2 separate regions of the Homo sapiens genome follow, and region 2 is linked to region 1. A link is a loop called in an ENCODE intact Hi-C map of the cell type or tissue named here. Cell type or tissue: IMR-90. All regions are shown on one strand. Links, peaks and the distances in the headings refer to the core of each region. The heading gives the core; the rest is flanking DNA. Region 1 holds the start of LINC01305 (long intergenic non-protein coding RNA 1305). Region 2 has its middle 82 kb from the start of SP3.

Evidence for each region. A loop is a pair of places that touch in the nucleus more often than their neighbours do. Peaks named below come from ENCODE experiments on the same cell type or tissue, not always from the same donor. Only the 100,000 strongest peaks of a DNase experiment are listed, where the experiment ranks them.
Region 2: it touches region 1 in a loop (3-fold over the local background); 4 of 110 quality-filtered maps call a loop at or near these places.

What each region holds. Positions count from the first base shown.
Region 1 is chr2:174,321,997-174,332,638 of GRCh38, reverse strand. LINC01305 (long intergenic non-protein coding RNA 1305) reads right to left here and starts at 6,612. Exons shown (of 3, transcript NR_038897.1): 1 at 5,229-6,612; 2 at 3,803-4,182; 3 at 1,996-3,354. RefSeq lists enhancers at 253-1,324, 3,239-4,054, 6,104-6,223, 5,691-6,508. In IMR-90, for the core only: no CTCF peak of the experiment used is centred there; no DNase peak of the experiment used is centred there; H3K4me3 peaks cover 712 bases; H3K27me3 peaks cover 3,923 bases.
Region 2 is chr2:173,878,413-173,889,054 of GRCh38, reverse strand. No RefSeq gene overlaps it. Among named protein-coding and RNA genes, the nearest start is that of SP3, 82 kb to the left of the region's middle. In IMR-90, for the core only: a CTCF peak has its summit at 4,444 (motif pointing left); no DNase peak of the experiment used is centred there; H3K27me3 peaks cover 338 bases.

The sequences.
Region 1 (10,642 bases), core at 2,801-6,800:
CCCACCCCCAACACACCCTCTCCTTAAGGAAACCTGACAAAGTAATAAATAAGACAATCCGAAAAGCCACTTAGCACTAGTGACATTTTCAAGCCAACCATTTAAAACAGTTCTCGCAGACACCTCGGGCTCCGGCGCCCTGCTCGCCTTCCTCTTCTCCTCCTCCCCTCGGATCCCCTCCCCTCCCCCTCCCGCCGTTTTCCCCGTAGTTCCAGCTGTCAGACTCTAGACGTGGGCACTCGCATATTCCTTTAGATACACGCGTCTGCATCACAATAAAAGTTAGGGAAATCTTCCAAACGAACGCAGGCAAACACCCGGGCCACTTCAACTCTAAGGTGGGGCCCCAAGGAAATCTTTCGGAGGAAGTCCAGATTTTTTTCGTCTGACAGATTTTTTTCATCCTCTAAAAAAATCTAGTTTTTAAACAAAGATCAATGTGTTATGCTAAAGTGTTGAGCTGACTGTTAAAACATTTGGGGAAATAATGACAATGTAACAAAGGCCTGGTTTGGAGTGAATCATCACCCTTTTAAAAGTTAAAGCAATTTTCAGGAGAATAGCTTTCAGCAAACGCTTTACATTATTCAAAACGGCCAAATAATGCTCTATTATAGCGCCTGAATGCTGCCAGTCAGCCCCTAAGTGCAATTTGTGCAAAGGCCCCGGTGCCTTATCTCCACTTCTTTATAAAGAGGTGAATATAAAACAATTTCTTCCAAACCCAGACAGAGAGCACGAAAATTGCTTCCCTTTCTGCAATCAGGGCAATTTAACTGGAGTGCAATTAGCACTATTAAATGTCGATTCTGCATAAACAAATCTGACTGAGCAGCGAAAGTGGGGTGAGAACCTCATATACACTGAAACTGATTTTTTAAAATTATGTATCCGGGTCCTTTACAATTGATCCGTGACGTTTTCATCTTGGAATATATTTACATCATAAATACACTATGGTTAAACCAACATAATTTTTTTGCAAAAAAATTCAATACGATTCCTAATAAAGAAGAATAGGGTAATTAAAGGGAAGAGTTCACTTCCTTTGAACAAATATTGTTTCTCCCATCTTGCCTCTCCCGGGAGCTTTGATCTGAGCAACTGCTCAAGTTGCTCTGTTTAGCAGGCAAAGCCAGGGAAACAATTCGGTCATTAGCGCTAATCGGAAGGATTGGACCTCCTTCACAGGTCCAATAGCCACAGATAAAATGCTTCTTCCTGATGTGCAGGAAGCGTAGTGGCGACTGGGAGGACCAGTTATTTTCTGAATAACTGGATATGTAGTAGCTGGTTAAATATTAGGTGGCTGCCCAGTCTCCCCGGAGCTTTGACCTAGCACAGAGTCTAGCAGCGGGTATACACCACTGGGGTGGGGTGAGGTTGGGGTGGGGTGAGGTGGAGTTAGGGGGACTCCGGAATAAGGTTGAAGGGGAGGCGTTAGGGGAGGAGGAACGGAAGGTGCTCGCCTTGGCCAGGCTGGCTGCAGTCAAAGTCTGGACCACCGGGACCAGGAGGCGGGGGTGGGGGTGAAGGGAGCCCAGCCTATAAAAAGCATTTATCTGACCTGTCCTCCCAACTGCCTTTATTTATTTGCAAAGCCACAGCGCTCCTTTTTAAATCATTTGTGCAATTAATTATGCTTTTCATTTGCATGATCTTCACTAGAGCAGTGATTATCAGGTCAGCACGGTGTGGGAGTTGCGGAGATACATTAATAACTTGAGTTAAAAAAAGAAAAAGCTGCCCTTGTGTACCAATGTTGCCTGCCATGAACAAGGGAGAAGGAAGCCCAGGAAGGTCCATAGTGCCTGTTGAGTCGGGTGAATCCTTTCCACGGTTGGTGTCTTGTCAGTGGTGGGTGAAAATGAAATACAGCCTTTGATTAGCAGGGAATCTTTTATAGTTGACACATATTTATATTTTTTAAAGCACCAGTTGTTGAGATCAAATGGATGGAGAAAATTAATTGAAAATTGAGGAACTCTCCCACAGTTTCTGTTAAGCTTTCCTTTAATATTTGTTCTATAATGTCCTAATTCCAGCCCAACCCTTGCAAATGAAAGAGCAAGGAAGATTCAATAGGCCAATGGGACTTTCATCTTTTTTTTCTTTTTTTTTTTTTTTTGTATCTCAGAGGCGTCACTGCTATTTAGCAGTGGTAGAAGATGCAAATCTTTCTTGCCTCTGTAGGGTCTGCTGAAGAAATTGAAAACCCCTAGTCTATTAAGCACAGTCCAAACGTTTGTTACACAACTAATTTTCTGCTGTTAGATGTATCTGGGCCATATATTTTAAGCTGGCCTCTATGTGTTTATCTGAGCCAAAAATGCATTAACAATTAAGGGAAAGACTGGTGTGTCAAAGGAAGGAAGGTGACTGTAGACTGTGTGATGATTTTAATGACTGCAATTATTGGAAGATTATTCAACAAGCATCATAGATTTGTTTACTGCATCACTCGGAAACTATGGGGGGCCTATTCAGCTTGGGGTTTTACTTTCCTCCCTCCCTCACCGACTACCACAGAAGGGTCTTAGACCTAAGCAAATGTGGCATTCTGTAGTGGCTTTCTTCTTTTTAAGAGCATCTCTTCCAAAATGATGCACATGTATTGTCTCAGCCAACTCTAATGGAACCACCTTTGGAGACACTAAAGCAATTTTTTTGCATAGACCTGAACTAATATCAAGAAAAGCCAGAGGCCAGAGGATTCTGATCATTACTCAGCTTCTCATAGCTAGGGTACCAGTTTCCTCAGTTTTACCCTTTCATAGGCAGATTTGAGGAGGCTTCCAACTCTTTCCTCCTCCATCCAGGGCTTGGAGAAGGCACTACAACCACAAGATGTTAAACAGGAGTGTAGGCATACCTCCAGGACACTCTGGGATAAAGGATGGCTTTTCCTTCCTTCCCTTTAACACACCCCTCCCCCATGTTATTTCCTATCCCAACTCCTGATGATGCTAAAAATAAGTAAGTAAGAAGAAAAGGTATGGCTAAAAGCATATCAGTTTGTGACTAAGGAAGTTGTTACTGTAAATACAGACACAGGGATGCAAGTAAGGCAAGTTTCTTGCCTGATATTAACAAAATGATCCTCAGTCCACAGTAATCTATAACTTGTGGCATGGGCTTTGCTCATTAATCAGTGACTGATTTGGAAGGGAGATTGCGGGAAAAATGAACAGCAAATATCCCCACTAACACCCCCTTTCTTCCCTCCCCTGTAGAACTGAGACCGGAGCGACCATGCCATCTAGATTTTCTTCCTGGATTCTGTAGTCGCCCAAACTCAGGCTTAAGGTGGACTTGGCTGGAACCTTCCCTCTTCAAATCTGAGCCTGCAGGAGTCTGCAAGTGGCAATTAGGAGACTATTACAAGCCATTAGATTGATCAATGTACCTTAAACAATGCGAATGAATTATATGACTGATTTATATGGGGAAGAAAAAGAAAGCAGTGGGGGAGGACGATTTCATCTCCTTTACATCCACACGCTGTTCTGGAGAAGAACCGGGCCCAGCCTCTAGTTCGTCATAGCTTAGAACCACCCGAGCGATTTATCTAGAAAACTTTTCAAGCAAAGACAAGGTCCTCTCGGCTTGTCCGGTGGGTGGCGAGGTGCACGTTTTCTGCCCCTCTCTCCGCTTCCTAAGAAAGAGCTTAGAAAGACCAAGGCCCCGAGGGGCGGCGGAAGGTCACAGCGACGCCACTCCGCTAGCCAAGGACACCACCCGGAGCGGGCCCAGCTGCCTCCTTCCCTAGAGTCTGTCCCCAGAGAGGGGGAGGACGACTTACATATTTGTTTAACGGAGTGTTGGAGAGCTGCGTGGCCTCCTAATTACGTCAAGAACACAGAACCATCAGCCCTTGAAGTTTCCAGCGAGACTTCGGAAGGAGCGGCGACCCGGCTCCAGGCGCGAGATGACGCTGGGGGTGGGGAGGGAGGGTACTCCGTGGAACGGAACTCCAAGCTAGGGCTGGCGGTTCCAGCTAATCTATCTGGCGAAGACAAAATTACAACAGAGCTGGAGCGATCAAAGCAGGCCCCCGCCCCCACCCCCACCCCCGCCCGCCCGCCTTCCCTGCCCAAAGTCTGTTTGTAGTTGTCTCCTCGGCTGCAGACACACTCGTCCATCTTCTCACGACAAGGAAATTCCTGCCAGTTTTTCCAGAGCCTGCAAGGAGAAGACAAACGCACTTCACCCGTCCCAGAGGAGGAGGATTCCCTTTGTTTAACCTCCTCCTCCCACAGTCGGCCTTCAGCTCTGAAATGGGGGAGGGGGACAGGGGATGGAAAGACCCTGGGCGGGGAAGGGCGGTTATAACAGAACCCCGGGTCCAACTCTGCCTTGCTGGTCCCTCCTCTTCCTCCTCCCTCTTCTCTTTCCAAGCTTCTCCCTCCCTCCCTCTCTCCCTCCCTCTCTCCCTCCTTCCGATCTTCTAGATCCTCTTCCCACCCAAGTCCTCTCCTGGGCTCGCGCGCCCAGAGCCTGGGCAGGCGCTGTTTATTTCCCGGCCTTCGTGGTTTGGCGGGAAAGGGCTTCGTCCTGGCTTGTTCTTGAGTGTCTGGGACAAATCCTTTTGTTTGTGTCTAAATGTGGAATGAGAAGCCTTCCAGGTTGATAATGGGGCTCAGACAGAAGAGGGAAAGAGCAGAGAAGCAACACGCATGTGTCTTTTGCAGCCAGTATGCGATGTTAGTCCAGGGTTTGGAACCCCTTCCAGGTGGATCACGGTTTCACACACACACCCAACTGTGCTCATCTGTCTTTTATTACCCCATGTTCCACTCTCCTGGGTTCTTTTCTTAGTTCCTTTCAGCCCTCTCCTTCCTAGAACCTCTTCTCAGAACCCTACAGTTCAGTGAGAGGGTGAGAAAAAAAGATACATCCTAAAACTCCCCTCGAGGAACGAGGCACCCCCGTGACATATCCGGAAACAGGCCAGCCCTGGGCCGACACGTCCATCCTTTCTTGATTTCGGCCACTGTAGAGCCCAACTCTGACAGGCTGGACTTTCCTGTCACACCTACCGATGTCAAACCCACGCCCTTCCAGAGTCCAGATGGATACCCTCCGCCCTGACCCGCTTCTTGGAACATTGACTGAAGGGTATATACATAGGGGTAGAGGAAGGCTCCGTGCACTTTAGACACGTGCGCCTCCCCCTCGCCCTGCTGCCACATGCAGAATGTACACTGATGACAAACAGACACACTTACCAGGGCACATGCCAGCGGCGTCCATCCTCCTTCCCGGCCAGGCATCAGCAAGCGAGACGGCCTTGAGGCAGGTGCCATCGCCACAGGGAGAGTGGCTCCGAGCTCCCGATGTCTCCCTGGGAGTCGAGGCATTCAGGTACCCCAAAGCCAGTTTCGAGCCTCCCGGGCGGGGTGGCCGAAGACCTTGACGAGGCTGGGCGTCCCCCTCCGCCTCCCGCTGTGCTTCCGCGCTGCTTCCTGCTCTGCACTACCTCCGCCGCCGCAACTGCCCAGCGCCCCTCTCTGAGAAGCCCTCTGCCTGCTGCACGCAGCCCATAGGTTCCGCTACATCTGGGATGCATTGCCCCTTAATTGTCAATCCCATTATTGTGATCAAGTGAACGTTGCTAATCTCTACATTTATTGTTTAGGTAAATAGAGGCTGCATTTAATCAATATGCAGGGCCCCAGCCCTCGCAGCGCCAAGTAACTTAAGTCAACGGTGAAGATTTCAGTGTGTGCATAATTACAGAGCTCGCGGAATCATCGGTCCAGCTCAATTCCACGTCTCTTCGCCGACCTGGGGGAGGCGGAGGAGGGAATGGGAGGAATCTCCATCCTCCAAGGGGTCGAGGGCCAGCTCCTTCAGGGCAAGTAAATGACTTCGTGGAGGTGACACCGCGCGCCTGGCCCGCGCCCTCGGCGGAGCGCCCTGTGAGCGCGGGGGCCTGAGGCGGGACTGGGGACTGCCCCCAACTTCCGAGCGGCAGAATCTGGCGCTTGGCGCCCCGACTCTACAGCTTCTGGACCTCTCCCCTCCCAAATTTGCCTCAGGAAGGAGGGTGGTTCCGCGTTCGGCAGGTCCCCGGCAGGCGGGAAAGCGGGGGCGGGGCTCTGGAGGTGGGTTGCCCCAAGTTCGCGACACCCTGCCCCAGCACGCAGGCTCCCTCCTCTCCTCCGCAGCTGCGGGGAGCAGCAGACTTCCTTGCCCGCGGGGAACTCCCAAGAATCCCACGATTGGGCGCGCAGAGCGCGGGTTATTTGCGCTTCTTCTTAAATAGCTATTGTTTCCTAATTTAAGAGGACCTTCGCCGGGCTAGAACGTCAGGGATTCGCAGCAGGGGGTGGGCGGGTCTGGGGAGATGGGCGGTTCGCGCCGGCGAGGGGTGGTATCAGCTCCTTACAGTAGCTTGGCTCCCGGAGTGGTGTCAGAGTGAGGGCCTCTTGGTCTCGGCGGGGAAAGGGTTAGCTGAGAATCTTTCGGGGGGCGGCGGAAAGAACCCGACCCCCGCGACACCCTGGAGTGGGGCCCAAGAAGCTGATCCTCAAGTTTGAGGCGCCAACACTTCTCTTTCGGCAACTCTGTTGTCGCGAGTTTCTCTTTCTTCTGGTTCCTCTTTCTCTGCTCCATTCCCGGACAAGTCGGACGTAAACAACCAATAACTTCAGTTGTAACCAGACACCCCCCTTGCATGGAATTGTCCGGCTTTATGTAAGCAGGATTCTAAGGTCAAATCATTTGACAGTTTAGGGTGCCATTGCAACCTCCCAACTAAATTACAGCTGAAGTTTGAATATAAGGGCCCTTGGTATTTGATGGCAGCTGGCTGTTTTTAATTTTCGGAATGGAACAGTTTTCGTATAAGGTATCCCTCCCTGCTTTCTTCTTCCCTTAAGTTGAACAGCATTTGGAACAAGGGGGAAATGAAACACAAATATCGGTGCAATCCTGAAAACCTTTTTCTCTCTATTACTACATTCAGAGCCTCCCCTCTGCCCGGCCCAAGCTACTCCCAAGCCTGTAACTCTCCTCATCAGTTGGGCAGACCTCTTACCGCTGGGCTGCAAACCAGTGCTGCCTCTGCCTCTACAAGACAGATAAATACGGCGTCAGACTCTTTTTTTTTTTTTTTTGAAAAGAGTCTCACCCAGTCGCCCAGGCTGGAATGCAGTGGCGTGATCTCGGCTGACTGCGACCTCCGCCTCCCGGGTTCAAGCGATTCTCCTGCTCCAGCCTCCCTAGAAGCTGGGATTACAGGCGCCCGGCACCACGCCCGCCTAATTTTTTGTATTTTTAGTAGAGACGGGGTTTCACCATCTTGGTCAGGCTGGTCTCGAACTCCTGACCTCGTGATCCACCCACCTGGGCCTCCCAAAGCGCTGGGATTACAGACGTGAGTCACCGCGTCTGGTCCAGACTCTTTTGATTAGGAATGTCAACTTAACCTTTTCTGGATGGCAGTTGTTTTTAAGCTAGGATAAGGAAAAGAAAGGCAACAGAGCTGATAGCTAGGGCTCCTGGGTAAGCACAAGCCCTTTGGAGGTCTCAGGAGGTGGGTGTGAATTAAGGCCCACCACTTAAGGCCCACCACTTAAGGCCCTGTGACCTTGGGCGGGCCTTGAAACTTGTGTTTCCTTCTCTCTAAAATGAAGCTAATAATTTCGACTTTGAAGGATTGTTATGAAGGTTAAATAAAACTATATAGGAAAATTCCTAACAATGTGCTCCATACTTATTAATAGTTGAGCTAAAAAAGTTCTTGCCTTCCATTTTCCACTGAAATAACATTCCCAGCTAAAACTTACTGTGAAACTAAAGGCAAAGCCAACAGCCGCTATAAAACAGAATTTTAGTGTGTGTGTGGGAAGCACAGGGCCTAGTACAGAAGCAAGGTTGGATGAGGATGAATGCAATGACAGCCTGCAGCTGCCTGATTTGGAAGGAGTAAGGTTAGCTGCTCCAGTCAGCCACACATTTCATGGTCTGGCTTTCATAGTTCTCCAGGAGGGGAAGAGGAGGCCTTGTCTCTAAAAGTAATAGCTAATATTTATTGAGCGGTTATTATATACCAGGCATTCTGCCAAGTGCTTTACACACAGCATCTCATTTAATCCACACAATAATCTTACCAGGTGAGTCTTACTGATATCTTTTTAAAAACTTTTATTGTAGAAAATATCTGCTGGGCACAGTGGCTCAAGCTTATAATCCCAGCACTTTGGGAAGCCAAGGCAGGGCAGATCCCTTGAGCCCAGGAGTTTGAGAGCAGCCTAGGCAACATGGTAAAACCCTGTCTCTATAAAAAAATACAAAAATTAGCTGAGCATGGTTGTGTGTGCGTATGGTCCCAGCTACTGGGGAGGCTGACATGGGAGAATAGATTGAGCCTGGGAGGTCGAAGCTGCAGTGAGCCTTGATTGCGCCGCTGCACTCCAGACTGGGAGACAGAGCAAGATCCTGTCCGAAAATTGAAAAAAAAAATCAAGTATTTATTTAGAAATAGACAGAATATTTTAACGAACCCCTCTATCTCCATCACCCAGTGTCAACAGTTGTCAGCTCATGGCCAAACTTGTTTCATCTCTATCCCATCCATTTCCCTCTTCCTTATTTTGAGGCAAATCTCAGATATTATATTACTTTATTTGTAAATGTTACGGTATGTATCAAAATGTCAAAAAATAACACCAAAAATCCTCCAATACCATGTTACTCTATAATTATATCTAAACACATTTAAAATGATTCCTTAATATTATTAGATATCTAATCAATGTTCAAGTCTCCCCAGTTGTGTCAAAAATGATTTTTTTAGTTTTTTTTTTCAAATCAGATCTAAACATGCACACATTGCATTTAGTTAATATACCTCCCAAGTGTCTTTTAATCTATAGGTTCCTCTCTCTCTTTTCCTTTCCTTGCAATTTATTTGTTGAAGTCAGTCAGTCATTTGTTCTGATATCCCCCTCCCCCCAACCCCCCACCCTGTTTTTTTAACAGACAGGGTCCCACTACGTTTTCCAGGCCAGACTCCAGTTGCTATTCACAGGTGGGATCATAACGCACTATAGGCTCAAACTCCTGGTCCCAAGGGATCCTCCTACCTCAGCCTCTCCAGTAGCTGGGACTACAGATGCACACCACAGCCCTCAGCTGATATTCTTTTATATTTAAAGTTTTAATTAATTAATTAATTAATTTAGAGACAAGGTCTCACTCTGTCGCCCAGGCTGGAGAACAGTGGTGCAATCATGGCTCACTGCACCCTGACCTTCCGGGCTCAATGGATCCTCCTATCTCAGCCTCCCAGGTGGCTGGTACTACAGGAACATGCCACCATGCCCAGCAATTTATTTATTTGTTTACTTTTAGTAGAGACAGGGTTTCACCATGTTGCTCAGGCTGGTCTCAAACTCCTGGGCTCAAGTGATCCACCCGCCTCGGCATCCCAAAGTGTTCAGATTACAGGAGTAAGCCACTTTGCCTGGACTTACTCTTTTTAAAAATAAAGAAACTCAGAGATGTTAAAGGAATTTAGTAAGGGATAGAAAAGGAATTTAGTCCAAGATATGACTGATTCCAGAATCCAAGCAATTAATGGCTTTATTATATTCACTTTAAATCAAGTGATGAAAAGCAAGGCACAGAAAAAACACAATCACTCATAAAAGATTTCAGAACATGCATGACTCCCCTAAGTAACCATTTCCTTTACCAAATACCCAATGGAAAACTGTTCACTTAAAACCCAGGCAAGGCTTGAAATGCGGGAATAGAAATTGAAAACAGAATAACCCAGTATCCTCCTTATGTTTTGAATCTGACTAAATAAATCCTGCATGCAAATGTATCCATAATGTAAAAGAATTTTTACTTCCAACAAATATTTAGCAAGGCAAAAACATTTCTTAACAGATCTATCAGTTTTTTTCTCCCTTTTTCTTCTTTTCTTCCTGATCTCCCTTTCCCTCTTTTCTGTATAGCTAAGATAAGGAGAAAACATCTCTTTCAAGCAATTATTTTAAAATACCAGTCAAATTAATAATTTGGTAGTTTGATATGTGATATCTGGCTTTTGTTATGGTAGTTTTGAAACCACAGTTACCCTAGCAACTGAATACATTTTTTCTTTAAAAAAATTTTAGCTGTCTGAAGGAGAAAAAAAAAAAAAAGAAAACTTCTTGCCAGAATTTTCCCATAATAGCTTCCATTAACTGCAGTGACTTCTATTGGAGAGGCCAGCACTGCTGTCTCCTGCTGTCACCAGTCATTCACTGATCTAGCAGATGTTTTGTTTGATAAGGCCAATTTGACCTTTATAAAACATTTATTTTTTTCACCTCCAAGGAGCAAATACCAGTAAGGATGGATTCAACGTCTATCACTGGATACCATACAAGGGCCTCAACCTGCCAGTGGAGCTTGTAGGTGAGAAGAAAAACTAAAACAAATCTAAAGGCTTCATTTATTTTAAAAAGGGGAAAAAAGAAAAAAAGAGGAGGGATGGTTAAAGGGTATTAGAACAGTCCCTAAAAACTTAGCAAAAGGCCGGGTGCGTGGCTCACGCCTGTAATCCGAGCACTTTGGGAGGCCAAGGCTGGCAGATCACCTGAGGTCAGGAGTTCGAGACCAACCTGGCCAACGTGGTGAAACC
Region 2 (10,642 bases), core at 2,364-6,363, 440 kb after region 1:
AAGTTCAAAGTTTAATGGTTCTCTAGGGCGGGGGCAAAATGCTGCCAGTCTCTTTGCTAAATTAGGATAGCAAGAATCACCTTGCTCCAGTTCCCAATAAGTTCCTCAACTCCATCTGAGACCACATCAGCCTGGACTTTATTGTCCATATCACTATCAGCATTTTGGTCAAAACCATTCAACAAGTCTCTAGGAAGCTTCAGACTTTCCCACATCTTTCTGTCTTCTGAGCTCTCCAAGTCTCTAGGAAGTTCTAAACTTTCCTACATTTTCCTGTCTTCTTCTGAGCCCCCCAGTCTGTTCCAACCTCTGGCTGTTACCCAGTTCCAAAGTTGTTTCCACATTTTTGGGTATCTTTATAGCAGTGCCCCACTACCTGGTACCAATTTACTGTATTAGTCTGTTCTCATGCTGTTAATGAAGACATATTCAAGACTGGGTAATTTATAAAGAAAAAAACATTTAATGGACTCAGTCCCACATGGCTGGGGAGGCCTCACAATCATGGCAAAAGGCAAAGAGGAGCCAAGGCATGTCTTACATAGTGGCAAGCAAGAGAGCATGTGCAGGGGAACTGCCCTTTATAAAACCATCAGATCTCATACGAACAGCATGGGAAAAACTCCCCAACATGATTCAGTTACCTTCCATGGGGTTCCTCCCATGATGCATGGGGATTAGAGCTACAAATCAAGCTCAGATTTGGGTGGGGACACAGCCAAACCATATCAAGGAGGAAGGCAATGAGATTTCTTGTCACAGTCTCCAAAGTGGAAGAGGATTTTGCAACCAGAAAATGTCAACATGCCCTTTTCCTCCTTGGGTGAAAAAGCCTTAAAAATGATTTTTGTGTAGGGCTGCCCTTGCAGAACTTTTGCATGAATTAGAGGAAGGCATTGCTCTGGGCAGCTGCAGGCCCCCGCAGGACTTGCAGCTTGACAAAGGGAGCTTGGGCTGGATTTGGCCATTACTTGAAACAGGTTGTCCAGGAACAACCTGAATAACTGAGTGATGGACCTGATCTGTGTGTCCCTTAAAGAATGCTTATATTATTCCTGAAAATGGTGGCTATGGACAGGAATTGTTGGCAGGGTTGCTGTTGACACTGTGCTGTTTTTCCTCTGTTCCTTTTCTCTCTGCTCCTCTTTCTTTTTTCCCCTAGTACCTCTGAATGGGATCCCCAGAGTCAGCACATGTCTCTCAGACTTCAAATCCTTTCTTCTAGTCATTCATTAAAAATTACTCACTCTATGTTCCATTCCTCCAAGACCCTACCATGGGACATAAATTAATCTGATTAATAAATTGGGGCTAAGTTGCTAATGATTAATAATATATTAATAGTATATTACTCCTTCAGAGAGCACTGAGATGAATATTTATAGATTGGGCCATAGCATTTACATTTTAAGAGAGACCTTCGAGGCCTTAACCCAAAATTAGATGAATGAGGTGAATTTCATGTTCTGTGGCATGGCCAATAGAATGATGTTTTAGGGCTGAGTTTTCTTACATTTCTCAGGAACACTATTTAGGTAGGTGGTCTACTTATGGAAAAAAAAGTGAATTCAGTTGATAACCAAAAGTGGCATTCAAAAGTATTGGGCAAATTGAAGAGGCATATTTACAAACATTTCAAACTTTCATTTAAAAAAAATACTAATGGCAGTATTTTAACATTTTGTAAATTGCAGCTCTTATTTGCTTTCCTGGCTGAACACTTTTCCCCTTCTTTCTTTTCAATGGCCTGTGAATTTACTATACTTATCTAAATTTAGTATTGTGTTAAATGTAGTGAATTTATTTGCACACTTGTCCAGGAACTACCAGAAAGCCCTGGAGTAAATTAGCTTCCATCATAGCGTGGCTCAGAAGCTCACATGATGTCATCAGGTCCTCCGGTTCCTTTCCTCCTTTTCTTGCCCTTTAATCTTCAGTGACCCTCTACTTTCACCTGCTACGTCAAAAAAAAAAAACAAAAAAAAAAACTCTTTTGGAGTAATTTAAAACTTATAGAGAAGCTGCAAAATAGTAAAGAAAGTTTCTGCATACCCTGCACCCAGTCTCCTCTCACATTAACGTCATGCATGACAATAAAACAGTGACCAAAACCAAGAACTTAACACTGGTACAATACAATAAAACCAGAGACTAAATTTCACCAGTTTTTCCATTAAAGTCTGTTCCAGCATCTAGTCGAGGGTCTCATGTCACCGCTAGTGGTCATGCCTCCTTAGTGGCCTCCATTTTATGACATTTCCTCAATCTTTGCCACCTTTCATGACCTTGACATTTCTAAAAAGCAGTGGCCAGTTATTTTGCAGAATGTCCTTCAAGTTGGGCTTGTCCACTCTTTTCTTATGATTAGCCTGAGGTTATGCATTTGTGGTAAGAATGTCTTAGGAATTATTACAGGCTTCTGAGGCCATCAAATTAGTTGTACACGATGTCGACATATCATATTACAGAGAACGTTAACCTTAAGTGATGTCTGCTGGGTTTCTCCAATGGAACGTTATTATACCCTTTGTCATTACTAAATACCTGGAATGAGATACTTTGAGACTATGCAACTATCTTATTTCTCCTCAAAATTTTCCCCACTAATTTTAGAGACCATTGGTGGACTTTCCTGCAAAATTTCTTACTATATTTTTCTATTAGTAATTTTCTATTTCCCTCATTTCTTCTACATTTGTTGGATTTTTTCTGTATCTTTTCTGTTTATTTGTTCACTTATTTGTTGAAAAAATAAAATTTATTGATATCATAAATATTTATTTTATTCAAGTATTATAATCCAATACTTATTTTGTTGCTCAAATGGTTCCAGGTTTTGCTTTGGGGAACTCTTTTATGCTCTCTGATATGCCTTCATCATTTTTTTGAGCTCTTGCCTACTTTCCAGCACCAACAGATATTACAGGCTCATTTTATATTTTCTCTACCCCAGCCATGGATTCATTCACTTCTCCAAGGAGTCCCAGTTCCTTTTATTGGAGAATGGTATTTAGAACCCAAGATCTGGGTGGTAGGTGTGCTCATCATTACTGGGATGTCATTGCATCTATGCCTGCTTAGCAGATAAGGCTAGCAAATATATGTATTTTCCCATGCATACATGCACACATACATATATCTGTATTTATTTCTGTATTATCTATCTGGATCTATATTGGGGAAAAAACCATGAGTTCACACTAGTACCTCCAATTCTAATCCCAGAATCTCAAGGTTCATTCTAGACTTTTCCCCTTTCCTGATTTTAATTTCTTTCTTTGACAGTGAGAAACCTGGCTTTCTTTACCTACAATATGTTTACCTATTTACTCAACCCTAGTACAAATATATAAAGCACTTTTCCAATTGTTAATCTATGCACCTGTGAGGAACTCCTCTACCTTGACTCTGCTTTGTCCTGTGAAAGCCTGTCTCTCATCAGGTTCTACCCATGTGATGGCCCAGCATCTCCAAGCTTACATTCTCCCCACCTTAAAGAAAGAGTGCTTCCTTTCTCTTTCCCAGGAGTTTCAGAAAAAGCTGTAAGGTGGGTTCTTATTGGACTGACTGGGTTCTGTGCTTATCTCTAATATATTAACTGTGGCCTGAGGAATGGAATAACCTGACTGGTTGGACCTGAGATACATGCCCAGCTCTGAGCCTCAGAGGTGGTGATTGGCCCACCCAACCCATAGAGAAGAGTGTAGGTGAGGAGTGGTTATCTAAAGAAAATAAGAATCCTTTTGTCAGAAGAAAGGAAAAAATTCTGTGCAGTGTAAACCCACACAGATCCACTGCATCCTCAAACGGGACAGTAGCACAGCAATGCTAATTGAGGGGGTAGCAACATTGCGGAGGCATCAGGAGCAGAGAGTCAGAGAAATGTAGGTAATACTGCATAGATGCAACTCCCACAAAAGAGCAATTTAAAAAGATGTATGGGCCAGGCGCGGTGGCTCACGCCTGTAATCCCAGCACTTTGGGAGGCTGAGGCGAGCAGATCATGAGGTCAGGAGGTCGAGACCAGCCTGGCCAATATGGTGAAACCCCATCTCTACTAAAAAAAAAAAAAATATGAAAATTAGCCAGGCATGGTGGCATGCACCTGTAAGTCCCAGCTACTTGGGAGGCTGAGGCAGGAGAATCACTTGAATCTGGGAGGCAGAGGTTACAGTGAGCAGAGATCGCGCCACTGCACTCCAGCCTGGGCGACAGCATGAGACTCCATCTCAAAAAAAAAAAACAAAAAAACGTTCAGTTGATATGAAAAGGAATCTTGCTCCAATTTAACAAGAATTACTGCCAGGGTTGTTAAGAGGAAATAGCTGCTTGAATAAGCTGATAACTGGAATGCTTTTCATCCAAATTTATGTTAAAACTCTATGACATGTCTTCTAGACTCTTTAGTTCCAACAGGTCACTTTGCCTAAGATTTGGGCAACTGCCACCTTGTGGCCAGGACTGCCCTGTGGATTAGGAGGGGCCAGCTTGGGCTTCTGGCTTTGTTGCCAGCGGATGTCCAAGATCACTTTTCTATTGCTAATAAAATGACTACAGCTTAAAGCTTCTATACAGTGGAATAACTTAGAAATCCAATCTGTTTTTTTCAAGATTTGAAGCCATAGAAAACTTTTAAGTAAGATATAGTAGAGGGTTTTGTTTTGTTTTTATATGTAGAGCTAATAAATGCTATTTAGTCTTGGACTGTGAACTTATTCTAAACCTTTCCTTCAGGCTAAACTTGTGGGATTTTACTTGCTCTGGTCTCCAGTCCTAAAAAGAAACCAGCTGTATCCTGTAGTTGGCCACCTGTCCTGAATTTGAGAGAGTCAGTTCCAAGGACAAGCCTGGGGTCTCTGTCAGCCTCATTCTAGGCAGGAGGAATGTTTTCCTTGGTGTGCCTGGTAACCTCACTGCTGACGATTGCTCCCTCTTTTACTGACATTTGTGTAATTAATACTTCATTTACATAGAAAGGAATTTCTCTAATTAAATGTTACATTTCATTAATCTAGAATTCTGGTGAAAATTATATTTTAACAAGACTTTGTGACTCCCAGCCTCTTTTAAAAATCGTCTGTATCTTTAATGGGGCTTGGCCCTTTTTTTCTTCTGAGATGTTAGAATGTATCTGTAATAGATGACAACAGTTTTTATGCAGCTACCCAGTGGTTTAATCACAATGCAAAAACAACACTGCTAATCTGAACAATCTACATGGATGACAACTCATTGAAATAACTATCAATTAACAACATAATTGTCAGTTATAAGTTGCCAACATTAAAATAAGCAATTGTTACTTCTATGAGGCTTTTGTGCTTTTTTTTCTCCCCCTCTGCAGGGTGTGGATATAGGGCAGGGGCCTGGGTTGAAAAGCTTAAACTGATGACCAAGTTACTTGTTGTTTTAATCACTGGATCCTCTTCCTTATAGTTTACTCTGAAGTGAAAATAGTGGTACTAGTCATAAAATTCCACTCCAGGCTTGGCAGGTCAACCTGGCCTTGGTTTTGAAATCTCTGTAGCATCAAATGTGATGCCAGGTCTCTATTCCCTTTAATCAGGGCCTGCTGTAGACAGAGCATGACATGTGAGTTCTCTCCTATTCTGTTCGATCAAGATCATGTCAAAGAAAACCCAGCCTCTGTGTGAAGGCAGAGTCCACTTTTGCTAGAGCAGCTGAAAAGAATTTAACCCAGTACTGTCAGGATAATGGCCTCAATGTCTCCTCTCTACACGATTTCAGCTGAGAGACCCCGCACCCCAAGCATCTGTGGGTGAGTGAGCAAAACGTGTAGCAGAAAAAGACTCAGGACTTGGTGGAGGAGGGCACTGTGAAAGTCAAAATTGCCACAACCACCTTTTGTGTTTCTCTCTCTCTCACTTGGTAGAAGACAGGTAGCCAGGTGGACCCAGGTTCCTGGTCATACAGGAACACCTTCAGGAGGAACTACCTCAAGGTAGGACTCCAGCTTGTGCTTGGGCACACAACACTTCAAGGTGCAAAATCATGCACCACAAGCCAACACCTGGAGCTAGCTGAAACAGGAATTATGACTGAACTACAACCGGCCCTTTTGCATTAAGCCAATCAATCTGCATCATCAGGTGGTACTTCTCCATCTGAAGACAGTTTGACTTGGAACTTGCAGCAAATAGCCACCTCCCGCTTTGTGGGGCATGGTGATGGAATGGAGAAAAAGTAGGCATTTGAACTAGATCCCTGGAATTAGAGTAGTGGTGCTGTGAGTTACTGTCAGAGCATGGCCAGGCTCTTTTCTTGGGTCTTTAATTTCTTACCTCTAAAATGATGACAATAAATCCATCTTGCAGTGTTGTTTAGAGGATTAAGTCAGCTGACACAGGTAAAGTGCTTCGGGCATTGTTGGTGTTTACAAGTGGCTGGTCATGATTAATTTAGAGAGACAGCAACAAAGACTCTTGTTTTTCTGAGATGGAGTCTTGCTCTGTCACCCAGGCAGGAGTGCAGTGGCACAATCTCAGCTCACTGCAACCTCTGCCTCCTGGGTTCAAGTGATTCTCTTGCCTCAGTCTCCCAAGTAGCTGGGATTACAGGCATGTGTTACCACGCCTAGCAAATTTTTGTATTTTTAGTAGAGATGGGGTTTCATCATGTTGCACAGGCTGGTCTCATATTCCTGGGCTCAAGCAATCCACCTGCCTCCACCTCCCAAAGTGCTGGGATTACAGGCGTGAGCCACCAAGCCCAGCCCAAAGACACTTTTATTGGCCTAAAAATATTTACGTTAATGAAGTAGCTTTGCTTCTTTGATCATAATGAAAGGAAATTTAAGTTAAAAATTGTTAAAGTAGTCATCAGTATTTTCATTTTAAAACTTAAGATTCAGTGGACTGTTATTGTTCCTATGCATACTAACTTTATGAATCATTCACTCCTGAATCAAGCTTTTCTGTGCAACCGAGTAGGTGCTATTTATAAGTGAATGAGTTTTGCAAATAGACTGTGACATGCACAGGTGACGTTTAATAATAGTATAGCAAATATCCTTTGTGTTCTTCCCATGGTTATATCATTTTGACTGTACGTAGCACAGTCAGCATTCCAAAGAAGTCAAGAACTCTCTGTTATCCTAATATCATGCTTGGAGAAGATATGACTCTGCTTTTTATGCTCATCAGCTTAGGGTGGGGGGCACTTTTTAGGCATCAAAGAACAAGGTTTCCAGTTATTTGATACTTTGCATATTTTTCTTTTCTAAATGCTTCTCCTAAGGCAGCCCACTGTTGTGCTTGTCGTGTCACTTGGGTGCCTCTAGACATCTGTACGCTTCTCCAGCTGCATGGGAGACACACTTCACCTTGTGGCTCCTCCTTTCAAAGGTTGCCTGTGCTGCATGGAAGAACAGTTGACTTTGCTGATAGGAAACGTCTCATTGCACCCTCTTTCCACACCATCTGTCTGACCTGGACCCATTCCAAACACTACGGCTTTGCTGGCAGAATGGTCTTCCTGCTACAGAAGTTTTGTAATCTGCTAATTGACAGGGTAAGGAAAATTTATATTTGGGTTACAGCTGAAAAGTTGGATGTTTCTTTGATGGGGCTTTAAATACTGACATATGCTGCCTTGGTTTTTGATTTTAGGCATCCCCGTCTGAGCACAATCACGCGCTCTCCCCTGTGTTCTCTGCCTCATTGAGAATATGGCAGCCTTTGGAGAAGAACACCAATATGATCTACTAGGGAATTATCATCTACTTAGTTTACTCATTAAGCAATGATTTTATTATTATTATCTCTTTGTAGTATGAGACAGATGGCAAAGAAGGAGTTTGCTTTATTGAACAAGATGCAGTACTGGGCATGGCAGATCTCCCTGAATGGTTAACATCTTCCACAGTCACTCAGTCTAATAAGCACCTTTGCTTTTGTACAGGGTCTGATTCTACACTCAGCTGTTAATTTAAGTGCAAAGCTGTTATCAAGTCTTCTTCTTCTTTTTTTTTCAGGGACATCGTCTCACTATATTGCCCCAGGCTGGAGCAAAGTGGGGCTATTCACAGGTGTGATCACAGCGTACTACAGCCTCTAACTCCTGGGCTCAAACGATTCTCTGCCTCAGCCTCCCGAGTAGTCAATTATTTTTTTCTACAGGTGGGCTGAGGACAGAAAAATCCTAAAGATGGAAGTATCATTAAAATCGTGCTGATCCAGTTGACGTTTGTGGTTGCCCTCATCTTGCAATTGTGCTTTAAAACTCAATGTGAGCAACCCCCACTGAAGTGAGTACGGTCATGCTTACTGATCCAGACCTGAGTCCTTCAAGTGGTGTCCTCTGTGCACGAAAGCTACATGCACATACTGCAGGCAGTGCATGAGTGTGGTATGACATTGTGCCTCTGGACTCCTGGAGCCCCTCTTTCAGTTGCAGCCCCTTCAACCTGCCCTTGAACAATGATCGGCAGAAAGATGAGAATGAAAGAGAAGAAAGAGAATTTCTTCCATACCTTTCAAAACTTCAAAGAAGTTGTCCCCAGTCTGGTTCTGATGATTCATGTCTCAGTGCAAAGCACATATAAATATCTGAAATCTGCACACTGATCGGAAATAGTTTTTGGGAAGTTGGATTTAATCCCATGAGCCAAATGATCACTACCAACAGCAATCAGGGAAAACCAAAGTCCACAGCAAATTTTAATTTGGCAAATGCATAAAATGTTCAAAAGAGCAGAGGTCTCATTTACATTCCTCCCTCTTATATGGGATTTTCTTCTATATTAGTAATTAAAGGGTGCAGGCTATCGAGCGCAACTATATCACATAATAGCCATCGGGGGACATACTAACAACTTCCTTGAAGTAACGCACACTAGGGTGTTTATGGTTCAGTGTCACATAGACTCTCTTTGATCTAAATTAGGATTCATTGGCAAACTCACAATAGGCTCCACATGTACCCCTCTCAACCTCTTTCTTTTAATCATGGAAATTAGAGATGGAAAATACCTATTAAGTCACTTAGTCCATTTCCCTGTTAGGGCGAAATTGTTGCCTGTGATACATGGGTAGTGTTTGGTCCAGCTTAAATGTAAATGTCTCAGGCAGTGTGCAGCCTCCTAATTTTATCATTTTCTTCTTTCCCTTCAGAGGGGAATAAATATAAAACAGAGAGGGAGGTTTCCTCCCTTCTTTATGGATTGGAGGTAATGGTCGTGGGATGGGCAAATGTGCTCAGATGCTGTCAGCTTTCTGGAAACCACGCCTCTTGCTATGGCAATTCCATCACTCGTGAAGTACACAGATAATTCAATCCTCATCTTCAACATGTTTTACTCTTCAGCTCAATGGAACAATTCGGATTCCTCAACTATTCCTGTAAACCTGAGTGAGCAGGTATGGTGAGGGAGCACGAGGCCCATGAAAGGAGAACCTGTCTCTTTTAGGCTCCCTCTTTGATTAGTTCTAAACGACACAGCCCTCCCTATTGGAGTGCGAAGTCATGGGTGCAGTGTGAGCTCACGATTGGGCCACTGTCTATCTTATTCTGTGGAGTGGCCAGTGGAGGTATTTTAATCCTTTGAACATTTGGCACCTGAAAGATGCGAACTGTGTGTCATTGCACAGCGAATTCCCTCCCTGACTCATGTTCCGCAATGGAAGGAAAATTGTTACTCAGCATCTGCCCACATCTCTAGCTGTTGAAGTGAGGTCTATGGGAAAGTTGCAAAAACCCAGTGACCAACTCTCCAGTGAGATCTCTAGGGGACACATAGCAGTGGCTGAGATGAGACTTCAAAAGGGAAATCATGAGCCATTATTAGGTTTGCATTTGGGTTTGTTTTAGAGATTTTCTTTTAGTCTGCTAAAATCACTAGTGAAATTGTGCTGCCTTAGGAAAATTGAATAAGTGAACATTTCCAATTCTGATCCAGATGTGCTAGAGTGTGATTGTTCACATTATAAGACGGAAGTCTTACCTCCAAAATTCACTGTGGGTTTCACTCAGTGGGCTTCCCTCATGCCTCTGAAGGAGGATCAGGTTTGCAAAACCTGATGTACTTATTGAGAAGGCTTCTGATTGTCTAAAGCAATGGCAGGGTTCTATTAGACAGAAAAAGTGCTTTCAGTCATGTCCAAACACCATGGCTAATACTAACTGTACATTCACAGAGAGATAATGTTCAGGGCCTCTATCCTGTGTAATGTATTCCCAAGACATTTCTTATTTTAAATACCCCTGGGTGGTAATATATAATGAATCTTTGAATGGATACACACATACAAAATCGGAATCAGTTCTAACTTGATGGTCTAGAGTCAGAATCTACTAAATGCAATTCTAATATGGGATCCTATCCTTTGCTAATGAAAATCTCAAGTTTTAAGGCAGATGTGGCAGAGACTGCTTGTTCTCCTAGTAACCATTCTGCCTGATTTTTAGTGCCGGCATTTCCTACCCACCAGTATGGCTGGATAACTGTATTCTGGCCAATGAGATGTAGGGGGAAGTGGCGTGGGGCATTCCTGGATGGTATCCTTACAGAGCATCATCATATCCCCTTCTCCCCTTCTCTGTCATCTGGAAAGCGGTCATGGTGGTTGGAGCTCTAGCTGCCACCTTAAATCCCAGGGATGAGGATCACATCCTGGGAACAACT